Linked DNA regions of Homo sapiens: region 2 is linked to region 1. A link is a contact called in ENCODE Hi-C data. All regions are on one chromosome and are shown on one strand. Each heading gives the region's core, a stretch centred on a gene start or an enhancer-like site at or near the end of the contact. The rest is flanking DNA. Distances are from core to core; before and after follow the strand shown. Region 1 overlaps IGFBP-AS1 (IGFBP5 antisense RNA 1). Region 2 has its middle 19 kb from the start of TESHL.

The links. A loop is a pair of places that touch in the nucleus more often than their neighbours do. Pooled maps may share reads with other maps.
Region 2: a map of gastrocnemius medialis shows a loop between it and region 1 (5-fold over the local background). The contact joins two enhancer-like sites. A Hi-C loop is called at or near these places in 4 of 168 maps with a recorded cell type or tissue (Caco-2, K562, cardiac septum and 1 more) and 5 of 50 pooled maps.

Annotation. Positions count from the first base shown.
Region 1 is chr2:216,773,203-216,777,038 of GRCh38, reverse strand. The region is part of intron 3 of IGFBP-AS1 (IGFBP5 antisense RNA 1); the gene reads right to left. Among named protein-coding and RNA genes, the nearest start is that of IGFBP5, 80 kb to the right of the region's middle. Within about 2 kb of position 2,263, at least 12 of the 41 ENCODE cell types and tissues checked have a DNase peak (open chromatin) inside an H3K27ac peak, as active enhancers do; they include gastrocnemius medialis, where a contact is called at or near this core.
Region 2 is chr2:216,887,568-216,891,192 of GRCh38, reverse strand. No RefSeq gene overlaps it. Among named protein-coding and RNA genes, the nearest start is that of TESHL, 19 kb to the right of the region's middle. RefSeq lists an enhancer at 1,928-2,455. Within about 2 kb of position 1,837, at least 3 of the 41 ENCODE cell types and tissues checked have a DNase peak (open chromatin) inside an H3K27ac peak, as active enhancers do; they include gastrocnemius medialis, where a contact is called at or near this core.

The sequences.
Region 1 (3,836 bases), core at 1,014-3,513:
CTATTTACAGCACTTTCTCTTTACAATATCTCTTGGAAAGCATTACATGTGGACGTGTATAGAGTTCCTATATTCTTTCTATGGCTGCATAATATTTCATGGTTGCCTGTTAATAATCTTGGAGTAGCCAGAAGCTAGAGAGAGATGGAGAGAGAGAGAGAAGGAGGGAGCTGGATGGAAAACTACAGTAAAATGAGAAGGGATGAGGGGAGGCCAGTAGGCCTGGAGGAGGAAACACCTGATTTCCAGGCACACCGCAAAGAGAAAGCAAGCCTGGCTGGGAACAGAAGTGAAAACAGAGGAGGCTCTGAATACATTGTATAAAAGTGGGCCCCAGAGGTGGGGGAAAGGAGTTATTGAGCTCCACGGGGTGAACATTTGCCTCTAACCTGTTTCCTGATGACTTCATCATCCCTCCTGAGGACCTCCCCACTTTTGCCAACCCCACCATTTTTTAAAAAGTGCCCCACCCAAAAGAAAACAAACACGTTACTATTTATTCATGCAAGAAGGCCCAGGAGACACAATAGACAGCAGCACCAGCCTAATTAAATGAAACGGGGTAGGTGTAACTCAAACCACCTTGGGAAAATATAATCTGCCACCAAAACAAAATTCCCACCGTTCAGACCACAGGGAAATCAGACCAGCCTCCTCGCCAGGTTCTCAAGCAAAGGCTGACTCCGCAGGCAGCAAGATAAGAGAAGGTCGGCTTCTCGCCAGTAGCCTTCCTCCCTCCGCTGTCAACTCTGTGCACCCCCACGGCCCCCCACCTCTCTGAGCTTGTTCACCGACATATCAGAGCTGCTCCCTTTGTGGGCTGGATTGTTTAGCTAATTTGCCCATGGAAAACAGTTCAGGTTCAGATTCCAGGCCAAGGCAACCAGACACCAATTGCAAATCCAAGCTTGGGGATTGTATCTCTTTCACCACTTTGAGACACGTAAACTGCATCTCTCCTCCCCCACATAGCTTTTCTCTCCACCTAGGGAAACCTCAGGGATGCTCCAAGTTGGACCCTCCAAAGCTAAGACATGGGAGGGGTACTGGAGAATCTCTGAACTGGCCTTCTCTAAATTTAGATGTGGACTCTGAGAGTCAGAAGGTGAGCTTGACCTAAGGATGTGCTCCTGGGCACCTTTGTCTGAAGAGTTCTGGGGCCAGATGAAAAATCTGACTATGTCTCTAGATTTCCCTCATCAACTGCAAGTGGGCTCTGGAATTAGACCTGCCTGGTCAGGTCTCAACTGTACCACTCCAATTGTAACTAGGTGAGTTTGGGTACAAGCTTAATCTCTTTTTGCTTGATCTCCTAATCTGTAAAATGGAAAGAACAGTTTGTCTCTTCCTTCCCCGACAGGATTATTGTAAAAATTAAATGAGGCTACCCACGTAAAGTTCTTGGCACACGGAAGGTGCCGCAGAAGTATGAGTTAGTTTCTTCCTCCTGAGAAAGTCTATACCCACCCACTCCAACCTCATTCCAGTCCTCCTTTCATGGGTCCAGTGTAAAAATGAGGGGCTTCAGACTGGGCGCAATCGCTCACACCTGGAATCCCAGCTACTCAGAGCCTGAGTTGGGAGGATTACTTGAGCTCAAGAGTTCAAGGCTGCAGTGAGCTGTGATCGCACCACTGCCCTGTAGCCTGGGCAACAGACTGAGAGTGATTGATGCGTACCAGGCATGTGTCCCAACTGTTCAAACCTGTGTCCACCCCCAGCCAGGCCAGCTGTCTGAAACACCATTCATGAGTCATTCTTCCAGGCCACAAGGGCTTTAGGGATCTGTGAGCTGCAATGGCTGTAAGTGTTAGTCACTCTCAATTACAGAAGGGGGTGATCGTGCTGATAATCTGAAAACGTAGCTCCCCCTTGCTATAGGGTTTCTAAAGCTCCAGGAACTCAGTCCATCCTCAAGAGCAAAGCTGCACTGTGACCCTAATTCCATCCTCAGCAAGGCCAGAGAAGAGCCAGGGCCTGAGCACCGGGGGGCAGGGCTCTTCCCTAACCCCTCACTCAAACCTCCCTCTCTTCTCCAGGTAGAGCCAGTCCCAGTCCCTTGACCTGGCCACCGAGCTCTAGTTTCCAGCCATTTCATCACCTCTGGGTCCCTTCTCTGAATCCTCTCCAGGTTCCCCTTGTCCCTCTCAAGCTGCCCATCCATCAACACCCGTTCCTAAGCTCCTGCCCTATTCAGATGACTGTACTCAGAGCTGGCCCTGGGGCTGCGGTCAGAGTCTGGCCAGGGTAGACAGAGTATCCTGGGGAGATGACCTCATAAGCCCTCCCTCATGGAGTATTTTTAGGCATCACTTTCCTCCCCCTCCCACTCAGCTTCCATGCACTTCCAGTGCAGTCCAGAACTCTCCGGAATCTCTAGGGTTGCTGCGACTCTTGTTGTTTTCCCAGTGTTTAAGGGGTGGAAACTGTAACTGCCCCTCCAAACACTCAACTCGTCATCCTTTGAATGATTCTTTTTCATTTCTACTCTGCTTCTTTTCGGAAAATAAAGATAGACTCTTGTCAAATATTGAGGGACTCCAACCATCACCCCCGAGGCAGGCAATTCCAGCTCCGTGGCTGCATTCCCTCCTCTGTGTGGCTATGATGTGGTTTCCTTTGTTGCCAATCTAGTTACATGTCACATAGACTAAAATCCTGTGAGTCTGCCTCCTCCCCAATGTGGGGAGAGTCCCAGATCCTCTCCAAGAATTCCAAGAGTGGCATCCAGAGATCTCAGAGTCCAAGAAGCAACAGCGTGTGACCACGAGAACCTGAGGCTGGATCTCAAGGTATCAAGGTCTCTGTTTAGTCTCACCTTCATCTTGCCCGTCTTTCTGGAGAAGTTGTTTTAATGTTCTAGTTTCTCTGTATGGTCTTTGATTATTTATTTTTTTTCTTTTTGGCCACCAATGAACTTGGCCACCAATGCATCCACAAGTATCCACATACCTCTCAGGACCTTGAGATAGAAGAGATTCTGATGCTACCAGGCACAGAGACCCAACTCCTTCTCACCTTCATGCTCTGCCCCATCATTGCCAAGCACCTAATCTAAAGTGGGCCCTGGAAAACCAGCTCCAGGCCATATCTGGCCATGGCTACCAGTCACTCACTGGATGCTAAAAAATGAGGAAAACCTTCCCAGCCTGGGACAAGGGGAGAGGGAGGCTTAAAGGCTCAATCAGGAGGCTTGGAGGGTCCTGTCCCATCTCCATCTCACCCAACTTCAATGAACCCAGAAAGTATGGAGAGAAAGTATCTCAATCCACGCCAGATGGAGAACAGTGCTGGCAAACAGCTGGCCTCAACAAATAGTTGTTGCTTTTTTTTGCATGATAAATGCTGCTGACAGCCAGAATGGCTGGAGAGAAAGGAGGCAGAGTTTCTCCTGGGCCCTGTATATTCAGGTAGGATTTGAATCGAAGGCAATCTAGGGTCAGCTCCAGCTGAGTTTGGGGCTTCGTACTGAACACAGTTCAGTCTCAAATCTCTTTGTGTGTCTCACCAATGAGGTTCTCCTTGCCCAGAATAGCCTCTGCTCACCCCACCCCTGCCCCCTGCCCTCACCACCTGACATGCTCCAGATCAAAGGCTTCCCTTCATGAGCAGTCCCCAATGCCCAAATCCAAAAGCCTCTCTCCCATCTCGGAGGGCCCTCTCCAAGCACTTTGCTCAGAGCTCTGAAAGTATCCTTATCTCCTACCACCACAGAGCAGGCAGGCGCCCGTGGTGGCATCCCATTTGGGCAGCCGTTGGGAACATAGCTGCCTCTTGCAGCATTTGCAAAGTCAGAGGCACACTGGCAGGGAGCCAAGACAGGCGGCTAGAAGCGA
Region 2 (3,625 bases), core at 588-3,087, 110 kb before region 1:
AAATTTTCTAACCTTGACTCCTTCTAACATTTTTCATCTCCCATTTATCTTTTACTGGGTTCAAGGCTTTGCCCAGTTTCCTGGTGGGTCCTGCTTTGGCACCTTAGGAGTAACTGCAGAAAAACCCCTCCCTTCACTTCCGAACCACAGTAAATGTTTGAGCTAGAAAAAACGGGAACCACCTTCCCCCTCTCTCCCTACTCCCCAAAAGACTCCTTGTAGCGGACTTAGAGCACAGATTCCCTCAGTCTTCTCTTCTAGGACATCACATCCTCCACCATAGGAAGTTATTTCTCATGACCAGTTCCTCCAGCTACAACTTTATTCCATGTATGGAGCTGGTTCTTGCTGCTAAAACCAGTGGCTGACTCTTCACAGACTCAACACAGCTGAGGAAAAAATTGGTGAACTTGAAGATGGGTCAATAGAAATTAAACAAACTGAAGCGCAAAGGCAAAAAAGGGTAGAAAACACAACAAAGTGAAACAAAAACAGAATACAGCATCCAAGAGCTATGGGATGATAAAAAGCTAATGGCTGGACATGCCGTCATCACATAAACTGGAAGGGTCCTAGGGTTATTAGTTCAACCTGTCCCCACCTAACCCCTAGTTATACAGCATTAACTTCAAAGTCACCCTGAAAGTCAGCTCCCAACCTTAATTTCTCAGTCATCTTCCTTGGCTAGCAAATTCTAATATTCTAATATAGAGTGGTCTTAGCAGTGATGAAAATGACGTTCTCATGGCATAGTTTGGGGGGTCATTAAAATAGGATTGCCAGATAAAATACAGAACATCCAGTTCAATTTGAATTTCATATTTTTAATCTAAAGCATGTCTTACGCAATATTTGGGACATACTTATACTAAAAAAGTATTCACTGATTACCTGAAATTCAAATTGAACTGGGCATCCATATTTTCATTTGCTAAATCTGCTAACTCTATATTAAAAGTCACCATGCAATCCACTCAAAAGTCTCTCCTTTTTGACCATCCACATTACCTATTCCTAATAAAACAATGGATTGGTTTATCAGGTCTACCAGGCATTAACCTAAGCCATGGGCACTTCGTGAAGCATGGGGCATAACATGGAGGAGTGGCAGGAGGAAACCTGCCACAGAGGAGAAAAACTCTGAGTCCAGAATCAGAACATCCTGTTCTAGAACGAGCTCTGCCTCTTACAAATTGGGCACCTCACTGAACTTCTGTGTCTCACCTTCCTAGCGCATAAAATGACAATTACAGTCCCACTTAGTCCCCTCTCCCAAGCTCTCAGGTGATCCTCAGCACAGCTCTCCAAGGAAACATAATTTGAAAACCATATAGGAAGACATGCCCATCTGGCAATGGTATTATTGTTCCTTATGGGAAGAAATGAGAAAAAGACTGAGCCGCCAGGTAGAGGGTGCTGGGCAAGGGAAGGAAAGTCCTCAGATGGCCTTTGCCCATCTATCTTGCCCCTCACTGCCATTAGCAACACCTGCTGTCATCAGACCTGCCCACTTCCACCCTGACAAATTGCATTTCAAACCATTATCGGTCAATAGCGTTTATTTTTGGACATTGCCATCATGAGTACCCCAGGCACCACCAGGCTCTGTGATGTCAGCGTGGCTGAGCTTGGCCTGGTCAATTCTCAAAGGAGAAACTGCCAAGGGGATCGTGGGAGGGCACAGTGATATGAGACCCTGTCCTCTGAGCCAACTCCAATGACAGCCGGGGAAGTAAGTCTCCGTCAGGGACACCATTCGCCTGCTGGCTTCTGGCCTCTCTCTGGCAATGATCAGCACCCAGCAAACTGGCTTAGGCATGAGTAATAAGACAGGTTTATTTCACATGGCTCCTGGCGAGGGAGCAGTGGCCTGGATTCCATACATCAATAAGAGCACAGACAGCAAGCTGGCACTGGCCTGGAATTAGTACTCCCAACCTGGTTCTCCAGGGCTGCTCTGCCATCTCTTGAGACTCCAGACTCTGAATCCAAGGCTCAACTGCCCCATTTTAGATGCCTCATGAGCCTAAATGACCTGCCTGCAAGGCCAGATCCACCCCTCCCCTGCTGTCTCTCCCTTGCCAACATCCACAGCAGTCCCCACGTTCAGGAGAAAGAAGCGTTAGGTATTTCCCATGAATCTGAAAAAGAAAATTTGCATGAGCAGCAGGAAGCTCCCCTGGGTTCAGAGGCTCTTTAGTTATAAGAGGGAATGTGTTGTAGTCACAGCTAGAGATACTTGAACTAGACAAAAGGATTTTGTACACTGCCACTGCAGCATGAGAACACAGATTGGAGGTAGTGGGACATGTTACCAAAGCGCGTTATAGACAACCCTACTCTCACGTTTTCTGATCCAGAAACAGGGGACTGTGGCAGACCCAGAAAGAAAACTCCAGAGATGGAAAACTATGATCCTTTGCACTATGAAATAAGCTAGAGCACAACTGAATGTCTGCTTGGAACACACGACATCCACAGAAACATCTTTAAACACAGAAGGTCTTCTCCAAGCTCATCTCTGGTGATAGGACAACAGTGGGCCTCAAGCTTCTCCAGCCAGTAGCAGGTGAGTTGCACCCAGGCCTGTCAATTTCATGCACACTTGACCCAGTGGCTCATGCTGCCCTCCAAACCTCCCTTAACTGCCATGTTGACCCTGGGCACTACAGGTCTAGGAATGTGCACAAGAATTAGACAGCTGCACGCTCTTACACACATGTAGCCCATCAATGTCTCAAAAGTCCAGTCAAGGGGAGGCTAAGAGGGGCTCCTGGGGAAAGTGTAGAAGGTCCCACCGGGAAACTGCCTCTTGGGCTCCTTTCTGAGCAGGAGCACCTATCTGGCCTGAGGCCTGTCCCTCCTGGCTCTCTCTGAAATGGCTTCTCTCTGTCCCTCCAGACCAGATCTGGTTTCAACAAACTTGGAACTCTCCAAGCCCTTTCCTGCTGTGAACTGATTTATTTGGATCCATCTGTCAGAGCGTGACTGAAGAGTGTCCGGCCAGCTAGCAGCCCAGCTGCAGCAGATGTTGTCTCAGAATGCCCTGCGAGGTGAGGCTCATATGGATTTTACCTGCCCGTTCCACTTGTTCTCCTTTTGCCCTCCTGGGAAAGAGTTGGAAAGGGGTTGAGAACATCTGCATGACCCATGAGAACCAGGAAAGTTAACAGGGCATCTTGGGGGCCACAGAGCACTAAGGAGGCAGGCGTGCTGGTGCAGCAAATGGCGGTGACCCTGGCTCTAGCCTATGATTGTACATATAAAATAAATGTTGCTGATACAAGGGCATGTACAATTTATTAATAATAAAATAAGCAACACTCTATTGTAAGTTCCGTATGACCAATGGATTCTCACAGAACGCTTTTGTGAATTTTTGCCAAACTCTTGTGTCTATAGTGAGTTTATCATTGCAGTTCAACTATGATTTGACAAACGGCTGTGTTTGGCAACAGCTTGTGAAACTTTAGACAATTTAAAAATTGGGACCCAGTAGAAGCTGGGTCCCGTATCCCACTGAGGCAGTACCTTGAGTGGACCCACAAGGGTAGGGGCTGTGCTTGTCTATCTGTGTCTGCAGCACTCATCACAGAACAACACAGTCAGCCAGTCACAGTTCAGC